Linked DNA regions of Homo sapiens: regions 1 and 2 are each linked to region 3. A link is an interaction called in ENCODE POLR2A ChIA-PET data of the cell type or tissue named here. Cell type or tissue: MCF 10A. All regions are shown on one strand. Region 1 overlaps RALGAPA2 (Ral GTPase activating protein catalytic subunit alpha 2). Region 2 overlaps RALGAPA2 (Ral GTPase activating protein catalytic subunit alpha 2). Region 3 overlaps RALGAPA2 (Ral GTPase activating protein catalytic subunit alpha 2).

Region 1 (4,000 bases), 82 kb after region 3:
CCCTCTACACACATACACACTGATGACTAGGTGTGGCATTTGCTCTGGATTGCTTATAATATCCTTCTGTAATTTGTCTTAACAGTGTCTCTCAAACCTTGGTTGTTTGTTTAGCATTTGCATGTCCACTGAATAATTACTGCTATGGAGGGAAAATTCTGTGGTTTATTCTTTTAGTAAGAAACCTTTAATAATAAAAAAGAGTCCAAGTCACAGACTGATTACTTTGTTGCCTTATTTTTAAAAGTATTACTTTAAAAAAAAAACACCTAATTGTGGTTGAAATTCTACTAAAAAGTATTTGTGTATTCTTAAATGGTTTCTTCAGTAGTCAAAGATTTTAATAACTATATTAGGATTCATTAGATACTTCTGTTGTTTTTGTGGTTTATAAACCTGTACAGAGCTTGGTTTGGGCCAACGGCATTAGCCACAATCACTTTTGTAAATCTCTTTTCTGAGTTCTTTCTTTTCTTAAAGATTTCTCTTAAAATTGCTTTACCACTGTAAAAGTCACCTCATAGTAAAAATTCATAAATTTACTAAATAACTGTTTGTTTTGTATTTTAAAAGTAAACTTTTTATTGAAGTATAATATGCTTCCAGAAAACTGCATCAGTCTGTAAGTGAAAGCCTGGTGAATTTTTACCAAGTGAGCATGCTTGTAAAATCAGAGTCCAGATCAGGAAACAGAACATTCCTGGCATCCTGGAAGCCTTCTCTGTGCCTCCCCATAGCCACTGGTCCCATACCCATGTCCAGGGATAGCCGCTATCCTGTGTAACAGAGCAGAGTAGTTTTGCCTGTTTTGAACTCTATACAAGAGTCATACAGTATATCCTCTTTTGTCTGACATCTTTTGCTCAACATTATTTTTGAGTGATTTATTCAAACCGTTGTGAATATTTGCAGATTTTTCACTCTTGGTGATATATAGTATTACATAGAATAAACCACAATGTATTTATACATTTTACCGTTCATAGACATTTGGATAGTTTAGAGTTTTGGACCAATAAAATGTGAATATTCAAGGTTTTTTTTTTTTTTTTGTACATATACGTATGCATTTCTGTTGGGTGTATACCTAGGAGTGAAGTTGCTGGAATACATGTATTCTGCCTTATTGGTGAACACCAAATAATTTTCCAAAGTAGTTGTGCTAGTTTACACATAACGTGTGGTTTTAATGTGCATTTCCTACATTTATTGCATTTTGGCTACTAGAAATTAATTCTCTCAGTGATTGCAGCTTAATTTTTAAATTAATAAGAGAGCTGCCATAAGGATTTTCCTATACTGCATTTTTTGCTAGGAAGAGGACATAGTCAAGTGGTTGCCCTGACAACTGTAATTCTTGGTACTTATTTACAAAGGGTACCTGACCACAAGGCCTCTTGCCATGTCAGCAAACCAAAGCTAGTCATCTAAAAGTGAATTTACTTTACATAAATATATTTAACCCAATGGTGTTTTCTTATTTTCTCAAGTATTACCTTGATTCTTATAAAAATCAGTGTTTGGAGTTGATGATCTTGAATTTATGATTAAAAAGGGAAATCTGTTACAATTATTACCTCATTTATGCATTTTGGCATATTCAAGATGATTTGTGTTTGCATGGCTTGTATGTGTACAAAGGCTCAAATGAGTAGATAGATCTTCAATCAACTGCAATTTGTAAACAACCAGTGAACTTTCAGGAACTAATCTTGTGAAAATAAGAATAATTTAAAAATTGTATTAAGTTAGCCCTTACAATTTATGGCGTCATGAGTTATACTAATTTAAACTCATTACTGGTTATGACGTGCACTAATGGTCTCTGCTTGTTGTGCTCATTCCACCCTCCACCGTGATTGGCCTGTCCCACCACTACCCTTCATCCCCAGATTAGTTCCTTCTACCTGTGCCGCCTTTGGTGGACAGGAGGGGGACTTAGGTATGTGCAATCACACAGAATGTGAATAAGTACTTTTTAACTTTTACTTTCCTTTTGCCTTGAGAACATATTTCTTGGCATTGATATGAAAGGAGCAAAATAAATTTGCTAATAGCAAGAAGATATTTAAGAGTGGTCATTCCATTTCCAGCTAGGACCAAGCAGGAGTCCTAGCTGCCAAGTGCTGCAGTAGTTTGACAGATTGTCAGGGGACACGCGGTGAGTAGCATCCGTGGTGCACATGGCCTCTGTTTTCACAGGTTTTGCACTGCTGTGTGTGTGGCTCAAGCACGTACACCCAACAGAGTCACTACATACTGACCCTGGCTGACTTGTCATCCACGGATTATGACCCCTTCCTGCCACTGGCAAATGTGAAGAGCTCTGAGCCAGTCCAGTATCATTCATCAGCAGAATTGGGTAACCTGCTGACTGTTGAAGAGGGTGAGTATTCTTTCAGGTATGAAATCTTGTGGGAAGGAAAAGGAAGGATTTAGCCTTTAGCCATGCTTGCTCTATTTTTTTTTAATCTAGTTGTTGAAGTTGAAATCCTAGTTCCTGGAGTCCTCTGTGATGGCAAATTCTGCCTTCCTTGTTTCTTCTTTTTTTCTCCTCTGTTTTCCCATTTTAGTAGTTCAAATGGTTTTTGTATTATTGAAGACAGGTATGTCTCAAATCCATGGAACTCACAAAAAAGGCTCATTTTCTATCCTCAAGGAGCTTTACATCTAATGGAAAACACACAGTGAAGTCCAGAAGGACTCACTGTGGACTGGTAGCACCATGAGGGCTTTCCATGAAGAAGGACTTAAGCCAGACTTAGCAGGGTGGGCAGGTGTTGAAAGGAGCTCATAGATTGTTCCAAGTTAGGAGAGCATCATAAAAAGAGATGGAAATTTACTTGCTACAGTTTTAGATTTGCTCTGCTCATAGCAGAGAGTCCATTTCAGAGCATATAGGGATTGTCAGGACTTAGAGCCTGCTGTATTTCTTACTTAAGCACCCCTCTCCCCAGAATGATAAGAGCCCAGCTTTGGGCCTTGGAATGGGAGTAGAATGTGGGTATACTGTCTATACATATGATAAAATTGCATAGAACCAAACACACACACACACACAAATGCATGCATGTAAAACTGGTGAACACTGAGTAATATAGATGGATTATTATCAATGTCAACTTCCTGACTGTGATATTGTCCTATAGGTATGCAAGATGTTACCCTGAGATGAAAGGTATTTGAGGTCTCTCTGTATTACTGCTTACAACTGCATGTGAATCTTCAGTTGTCTCAACACTAAAAATTAGAAGAAGGCCAAGCATCATGGCTCCCACCTGTAATCCCGTCACTTTGGGAGGCCAAGGCGAGCAGATCACTTGAGCACAGGACCACTTGAGTCTGTGAGGTCAAGGCTGCTGTGATCAGCGCCACTGCACTCTAGCTTGAGCGACAGAGTGAGACTCTATCTTAAAAAAAAAAAAATTAAAGAGATGTAGGTGTGAAGTGTTAGATCATCCATGAAAATTGTATGGACTTCACAAGTTAAAAACCTAGGCCCAAGACTAGAACCTTGTGGGCAGAAACATCCTTAAGGACAGCAGAGTGAGGGAATGTCACCAGGAAAGCAAAGTCAGGGAAGTGGAAAGAGGACCAAGAAAGAGTCATTTCTAGCAAGTCAAGGAAGAAAGCAAATAAGAAGTTGAGAAAGGTCAGCAGTGCTAGTTGCTTCAGAAAGCTTAGGGAAGGTGAGAATGAAACAGGAGCTGTTATATTTCCCAACTAGGTGTTTGGTGGTAGGTTTTGCCAGAGCACTTTCACCAGAGTGGTGGGTCCAGCCAGATAACATGAGCAGGTGACCTGTGCAGTGACAGTCAGATCCCTGAGTCAGACTCCTTTTGTGAGGCCCTTAGTGGAAGGAGGAAGGACACAGCAGGCAGTGGCTGGGTGAGGGAGGACAAAGGTCCAGGGGTATGCTTGCAGCACTACAGAGTCTGGAGCAAGGTTCAAGCTGACATGAAGGGGAAGGTGAGATGAGGATGAAAAAGACAGGACTGGG
Region 2 (4,000 bases), 53 kb after region 3:
CTGGGCCCTGAGCAAATATTAAGTGAATAATATATATGTAATTGGTGTGAAAGTACAGTTGCAACATTTCTAATATGGTTTGGAGGATGGCTACTTCTTGAACATTTGTGTTTTATAGAATGCTATGTTGAAATGTTTTTGTTTTTAGGGTTAAACCATTTTAAACTGCTTTAAAGTGAACATTTTCCCCCATTTTGACACCACTGTGCAATATTTTGAATTGAAATGGCCTGTAATCGCCCTTTTTTATTTTCCATAACAACATGAGCACTAAATTATAGCTGTGCAATTATGTAAACAATGGAAATGCTTCCAGAACGAATCCTTCCTTTTAAATTTTCATTTTGTGTAATTGTTGGAAGGTTTGGAGCCATAATAAACAAAATTATTTTACACATTTATCGCTCTAAAGGTCAATTATAAGGGAACGAAAGAAACAACACTATGCAAAATGAATAAACCAATTTCTGTTGCCATCACCATATGTTTTTCTTATCACTTATGGTTTTTCCAGTTACTGTGTACATAGCATTCAATTAAAGCGATTCATTTACCAGGCTGAATATGGTTTGTGTTTATAGAACTGTGCTTTGGAGGAGAGGAAACAACACGCCTCTATTTGAATTACCTGATTTTTTGCAAGATCAGTGATAAGAGACAGATGTTCTCACCAGTTACTTTCTCATAACCAGAATCTTTTGATAAGCTACAGATTCACAATTATCATCTTAGTGATCTTTTCACACTCAGTGTATAGTATTCACTTGGACTTTTAACCAGAGCAAGAGAAAAATACTAGTTTGGTGATCTGTTCACTATATTGCAACATTTTGCAGGATGAATTTTAATTTCTTTGAACAAAAGCTTGTGAAAGATCTTTGTCTACGTGTCATATGTTCAACTCTCAAGAATAAACCTCATTTTATTTTAGATTCCATATATCATTGAGCCTATTGTTTAGTTTGTGGTTTAGTCTATTTAACGTGTGAAAAAGAAACTAATTCTTGCTATAAAACTAACTTGAACTTCTTTGTATTAAGTTCTAGAACTCCTTAGAAAAATGAATCCTAGAAAATCTAAAATGATAATTTTCCTGTTTTTCTTTCAGTATTTGCCTTGTAAAACACTATGGCTAATTGCCGTAAAGCTTTGTTAAGGGTGTTGCTTGAAAGCACTAATTTCTAGAGCTTTTGAATTTCTGGGGTAATGTGCGATCTAAGAGGCTTGTTTGTGTGCCACCTTTGAAATGTCTTAAACTATTCTTTCTGTAGATCAGCAAAATAATAGTTCACTGAATTATACAAACTACACCTATAAAGTAAATTTTACAAAGTAAAACTCTTCAGAGTCCTTCTCTTTTTGAAAAATAATTATTTACTTGCTATTCTACTTACTTCTTTATGGCTCTTTTCATTTTACAAAGGCATATGTTCTTATCTCCTATCCCATTACATACAGCTCCGTAAGGGAGTATCATTTCATTTTACGGAAGAGAAGCATGAAGCTCTGGGTATGACATGATCTGCCCACAGTCACACAAGGCTTTGGACCTAGGCCTCATGGCTCAAGTTCTAGAGTTCTTTTCACCACGTCAGAGTGCAGGGCCGTTTCTCACTAGCCATCTCAGTGGAGGCAGCGCTGAATAGCATTGAATCACACAGTAGAAAGGATGGCCCCTTTCCTCCTCTCTGCAGGTCCTTGTGATACTGTTAGGTAGGCCAGCTGGAGTTGAGAGAAGTTATTCTTTCACACCACCCTGACATTGCATTCTGTGCTTATATTCAACAAGGAGAGCTGCTCTCAGACCCAGAGTCTTCATCAGAGGATGGTATTTTTAGCAAAAATTTAGCAGCATTGATTACTGTCATTGTATTACTTGAGTTACTTTTTACTTATGAGAAAGGATACACATAAATTTTTCAGAATAATTGGGCCATTATTCTAAGCGAAGTAACTCGGGAATGGAAAACCAAACATTGTATGTTCTCACTCATAAGTGGGAGCTAAGTTCTGAGTACGCAGAGGCATAAGAATAATACAGTGGACTTTGGGGACTTGGGGGAAAGGGTGGAAGGGGATGAGGGATAAAAGACTACAAATTGGGTATAGTGCTTACTGCTTGGGTGATGGGTGCATCAAAATCTCACAAATCACCACTAAAGAACTTACTCATCTGACCAAATAGCGCCTGTTCCCCAAAAACCTATGGAAATAAAAAAATTAAAACATGAGTCACTTTGAAAAACCTGTTAGGCAAGTAATGTTCACTTTGGACAGGGAGATGGCAAAAGGCATGAGGATTGCACATGAATGACTCATGTCTGAGAGCATCATTCTTTCCCATGTATATATAAAGCCCTGGAGGCTGTGAGGAAGGTTTCAGATTTTTATTATATTTTTCAAAGACTTCTGTTATAGCTGTGTCTTAATGTATGGTGGGGATGGTGAAAGAAGGATTCTACTGAGTTAGAAATGAGTGGGGCATTTTGTGGATGTCCCACTATTGAGAATATGCAGCGGCTCTTCTTTGAGTACCACGTGGTTATTCCTAATTTTAAAATGTTATCACAAAGATACAGTCTTCGAGTTGTTCCACTTCAGTGTGGAGAAGCAACGGAAGCAGGCATATGGCCATAATTTGGCTGACTGGTCATATAGTTCCCTCTTTAACCCCCCCATTTACCCTCCCCCAGTGCTGTCTTTGGCGACTTCACACAGGCGCTGTGTCTCCTCAGGGCGCTGTCTTACGTGGGTGGCAGGGTAGGGTAGGCTAGCCATCTGTTATTTTGCCCTCTCTTTCCAACCTTCTTGCTCATAGTAGCAGGTTCCGTTGAAGTGATTGGCTGAGGTCCAGGGGGTGAGGGAGCCATGTGACTTTATCTCAGCTACATGCCTATCTGCTGTCTTTAGCATCAGTATAGCAACTTAGTCATATTTTTTGAATGCCCCATTTTACAGATTGTTGCCTTTACACATACAAATCTTACAATGCAAAATGGATTCATTTACAAATTGTGGTATTAGCTTGTTAAAGGATTTAGTTCATAATTCCCATAAATTTAGCCTAGAAAAGCATTTTTTAATTAAAACTCTAAATTCCAGTGGTGAAAAGGGGCTTATTTGATTCAAGTATGTGCTAAAGATTTTTAAAGCCCACAAGCTTCAAGGTTTAGTTCCACATCTCAACAGATGGAATTAACACAAGCATAACAAAGTTAACATCATGGTTGTTTGCATTATTAATCTTCAAATGCATGGCATTCTGCTACCTTGCTAGCCAGGTTTGCACGAATCCTTTCATTGCAACATATGTCAACAGAAATGTGCTTCCATCTGCTGCCGGATAGCTTGATGCCTGATATTCCGAGACAAGTCCCAGCACAATGAGTACCTCTGTGAGTAATTACAGGTGTGTGCTGAGGAGCCTAGGGCATTAATCAGAGGCTTAATTATGAAAAAGGTGGATCTTTTGTTCCACTCTTGGATCCTGAGTTTACCACACACTTTCTAAACTGCAGCATCCATCTGCTCGGTCCCTTAGAATGTTTGCCTTGACTGATATGGACCTTAAAGTGTATCAAAGGACGTGATTAAAGCAGGCTTAAACATTAACCTGGAAGAAGCATGGTTCATGTTTTTTTTTCTTCCTTCCTTCCTTTTTCACTTATCTATTTATCTGTTTATTTCTGATGTAGGAAAAAAGTCTGCTGAAATGCTAAAACTTTAAATTAGTACTTGCTAAACTATTTACCATATGTGAACTCTACTGAATTAAGCATTATACAGTAATTTTAAGAATGTAAATATCAAGATTTGTAGAAACTAAGACCCATGTAAAGAAAAAAAAGTCTTAGGAAAAATGGTTTGTGAACACATACAAAGTTTTTTAGGAAGATAAGTTGTTAAATGAGGTAATTTTTATTATGACAGACTGAACATGTTAGAATTTAGCATGTTACTACTGCTTTGCTCTAATGTGATACTGATAGAATTAAATCAG
Region 3 (4,000 bases):
TGACAAACCTACCTCTGGATAAATTAAGTGAACAAAAGGAAAAGAAGCAACGAGGCAAAGGTATTTCCACTCTTCCAGGTTAACACCAGATGTCTAGGACTGGGGACGAGTGTGTATTTGTATGACTAAGCAATTAATGCGCGAAATTTTATAATGAACTGAACCAACTACACAGTGTCTTCTTAATAGTGGCATTAATTTGTGTCTCATATCATTCTGTTCCCTTAATGAGATGGTGAATTTCTGAGGAAGCTATGCAAGAAGGAAGATGCAAGGAAGGTAGTAGTAATAGTAGTGATAACTAACAGTAATAATAATGGCTATTACATTGTACATATTATCTCTTTTTACCTTCATAATAACCTAGTGAACTGTAGATACTTGTATTATCCCCATATCACAGACAAAGAAACTGAAGTACAGAGACTTTGCAGGGATGTCCAATCCTTTGGCTTCCCCAGGCCACATTGGAAGAATTGTCTTAGGTCACACATAAAATACAGTAAAACTAACGATAGCTGATGAGCTAAAACAAAAAAAGAAATTGCAAAAAAAAAAAAAATCTCATAATGTTTTAAGAAAGTTTACGAATTTGTGTTGGTCTACACTCAAAGCCATTCTTGGCTTCATGTGGCCCATGGGTCACGGGTTGGACAAGGTTGCCTTACAGTGATTGACTCATCCAAGGCCACATAGTTAAGAAGTGTTTAGAAATCAAAGCTGGATAAATACAACTCAAGATGTCACACTATTAAGATGCATTCTACAGCCTCTCTAGGAAACGTGGAGAAATTCTGAATGCTTCAGATGGGAGCTATTTTGGCTTTGTTGTATTTCTGGGTAAAAGTTGTTTTGGGACTGAGAACCTCAAATGAAAGTTATGTTTTCAAGGTAGAAAACATCAGTGGTAGTTTCTATTAGGAATGACAATTTGGCATCCCCTTAATTACTGTGCTTAAGGATGTGGCATGGTCCTTGGATTAATTCACTTGTACTACACCTTACTCTGTAAAGATTTGAGGCAGCTCATAGAAAGGCATATAGTACAGTAGATCAAATACAAAATAGGGTCAAAATGAGTGAGGTTGCAGGGAACTGCCATTGTGATTAAAATGCCAAAATACATGCCATAGAGCCTCGTGGGCTTGCTGGGGAGATGGAAAAGTCAAACATTGGATTTGATTTTGGTCTTTGCAGGGTTACATCAAATAGAGAATCACAGAGCACATAGGGTAAAAACAATTCAATCACTTAGGTGATGCTTAGCTTTTATTAGGTCCTCCTGAGACTTGGGAGGAATTTTTCCTTCAAAGCTTCTTAAAGGGTACACACTGCTTATTGTGTAGACTACCCTTTAATAATACCAGCTGCCTTATAGACAGTATCAGTGTGCTTTTGCCATGTGACAAATCACCCCAAAACTTATGGCTTAAAATAACAACCACTTATTTATCTTGATTTGATGAGTTGGCAATTTGGGTTGGACTCAGCCAGTCAGTTCTTCTGCTGGTCTTTGCTTCTGTGTTTGCAGTCAACCACGCTGTGAAATAGTCAGCTAGGCAGCTCTACTTTTACGGGTTGACTGGCTGTCAGCAGGGGCAATGAGGTGTGACTGGGCCACGTGTTTCAGCAGCCAGAGGCTAGCTCAGGCTTGTTCACCAAGTGGCTTAGAGTTTCAGGGGCAGTAAGAGGGTAAGCTCAAATTTTCAAGTGCATTTCAAGTCTCTGCTTGTTCAGTTTTGCTACCAAGTAAGTCACGTGATGAAGCCTAATGTCATTACAGGAGAGAACAACAGAGGATGTGGATACAGGGAGGTGTGAACCAGTTACAGTGGTTAGTAAACCATATACACGTATAATAAATGTGGTGGATTCTTATATCTTCATTGAAATCTGAGAATGGCTTGCCAAAGCACTAATTAATAAAAGCAAGTTAGTAAGAAGCCAAAATAAAGTAGTTGAAGTACATGGCAATCCAGTGGAACAGTTTAATCCCAATGTAGATTTAGACTGTCTAATGCAATGATTTTCTAACATTTTTAACAGATCCGTTTTTCTTCCCGGTTGAAGGTATACACAACTCCTTTCTAAAGAAATAGACTGGAGATTTAGGATTGAAGTAGGGGCAGGGAGCCAAGAGTCTGGGCCCTTGGCGTCCATCTAGTCCTCTCTGACAGCTCTGAGGACCTTTGTGTAAACCCGGGGCCTGAGAGGACCCAGATACTTCCAACTAGGAACTTGCCTCCCTAAGACAGTCGTTCTCAGCCCAGAAGAGAACTTACCTGGCTAAGGATACCTTTCAGGCCAGAGGAGGAGAGCTGAAATAGGAGATAAGGACCTACCTTCAATTGTTGTAATCCATGCACGAGTGCACATGTGTGCATACACTACACACACACACACACACACACACACACACACGCCTGCCATTCTGCAAGATTCTCTTCCTACCCACAGATTCATCTAAAGAGACAGACTTATCTTAGGAAGGCAAACAACTTCGAAAACACTGTTTTCAAAATGTACCGAACACATTATTTAATTAGTGACCATGACTAATATTTCTGATTTATGTTGCTTTATTCTAAAAAGGATTTAAATATTTATTATAGAAACACTTGCCTTCTAAGGGCTAGACTACTAGAAACAAAAAGCACAGGCAGAGGAAACTGGGTGTGGAAACATGCCACAGGTGGCAGCCACTGGCCACATCATACCTGTGCAGAAATCTGTAAGTCTGCCATTCTCTTTCCTCCTCTATTTCTTTTGGTCCATAGCCTCTCATTGAAATAATTAACCAGAACAATATGAGGAAAAATAAAAGTTGAATCTCAGACTACAATGTTTTATTGTTTTGGACCTTTGCTAAAATAGGATTTTGTATTATTTGTAGATTTTCATTATCCTGCCCATTTGACTGAATCCACATTAGAGTTTATAGGCATGGATTGCTCTGGGGATTTGTGGAGGGGTTGGTGTCTACAGGATGCAGTACTATTCTAACATCAGGATCTCTGAGTTTTTGGTTTATAAGTAGTGGTTTTTGGAGTGTCCTGGGAACAGTAGTATAACTTCATTTGATATTGTTCTTGTATTGAGAAAGGTTTATTAATACTTTCTTTTGTATATTGGAATGAGTACTATGAAGATATAATAATATCCATAAGACTGTTTTAGATTCTTGAAAATATTTTGGCAACAAGAATTCTTAAATTAGTGACATATGAGCAACTTCCTAAATTGCAGTGTAAGGAAGTGGTACTTAATTTGTGACAAGGAAACCTGCTGATTATATATAGTTGTAGGTACACCATTTGCTGAGCAACACAAGCGTGAAATGAATAATAATGAATTCAGCCTTTAGATTATTTTTCTTTTCCTTTATCAGGCTGTGTTCTAGATCCTCAGAAAGGAACCACCGTGGGGAGGTCCTTTTCTCTCAGCTGGCGGAGCCACCCAGATGTGACCGAACCGATGCGATTTAGGAGTGCCACCACGTCTGGAGCACCGGGAGTGGAAAAGGCAAGAAATATTGTTCGCCAAAAAGCAACTGGTAAACATTTATTTAAATGCTTCTCAAAAATCTAATTGTTATCTAAAATAAATTTATAGGCATAAAGTGTGTTAAAAATTCTACTCAAAATTTAAATATTAGACCTTATATTAAATGAAATGTCTCTACATCTTTTTAGCTTTATGCTCTGGTTACTTTTCAAATCACAGTTTTCAGTTACTTATTTCTAAATCCTCCATTGTGAGAAAGAACTTGTGATGTTGATATTGAGTGAGATATTTGTGCGAAATAGAGAAAATACAGGTTTTGTTTGAACCTTGAAGAAAATAGATTGTTAATAAATACACCAGTAGTTGCACTATTGTCAGTGTTAAACAATATTAATCTTTAGAGTGTGGCAACCTGTTTCAGCAAAGAAAAGGAGAATTTCAGGACTGGATAGACATTTTCATTTTTTGCTCCTTTGGAAAATTGAGCCTTTTCATG

The links. ChIA-PET counts read pairs that join two places held together with the same protein. Peaks named below come from ENCODE experiments on the same cell type or tissue, not always from the same donor. Only the 100,000 strongest peaks of a DNase experiment are listed, where the experiment ranks them.
Region 1: POLR2A ChIA-PET joins it to region 3 with 6 read pairs; 2 of 35 experiments call an interaction of 5 or more read pairs at or near these places.
Region 2: POLR2A ChIA-PET joins it to region 3 with 7 read pairs; 2 of 35 experiments call an interaction of 5 or more read pairs at or near these places.

The regions. Positions count from the first base shown.
Region 1 is chr20:20,519,303-20,523,302 of GRCh38, reverse strand. RALGAPA2 (Ral GTPase activating protein catalytic subunit alpha 2) reads left to right here. Exons shown (of 40, transcript NM_020343.4): 31 at 2,203-2,386. Among named protein-coding and RNA genes, the nearest start is that of INSM1, 150 kb to the right of the region's middle. In MCF 10A, no CTCF peak of the experiment used is centred here; a DNase peak (open chromatin) is centred at 2,342.
Region 2 is chr20:20,548,213-20,552,212 of GRCh38, reverse strand. The region is part of intron 23 of RALGAPA2 (Ral GTPase activating protein catalytic subunit alpha 2); the gene reads left to right. Among named protein-coding and RNA genes, the nearest start is that of RALGAPA2, 160 kb to the left of the region's middle. In MCF 10A, no CTCF peak of the experiment used is centred here; DNase peaks (open chromatin) are centred at 2,282, 2,822 and 3,352.
Region 3 is chr20:20,601,235-20,605,234 of GRCh38, reverse strand. RALGAPA2 (Ral GTPase activating protein catalytic subunit alpha 2) reads left to right here. Exons shown (of 40, transcript NM_020343.4): 15 at 1-60; 16 at 3,389-3,553. Among named protein-coding and RNA genes, the nearest start is that of RALGAPA2, 110 kb to the left of the region's middle. RefSeq lists enhancers at 1,286-1,465, 1,656-1,735. In MCF 10A, no CTCF peak of the experiment used is centred here; a DNase peak (open chromatin) is centred at 1,674.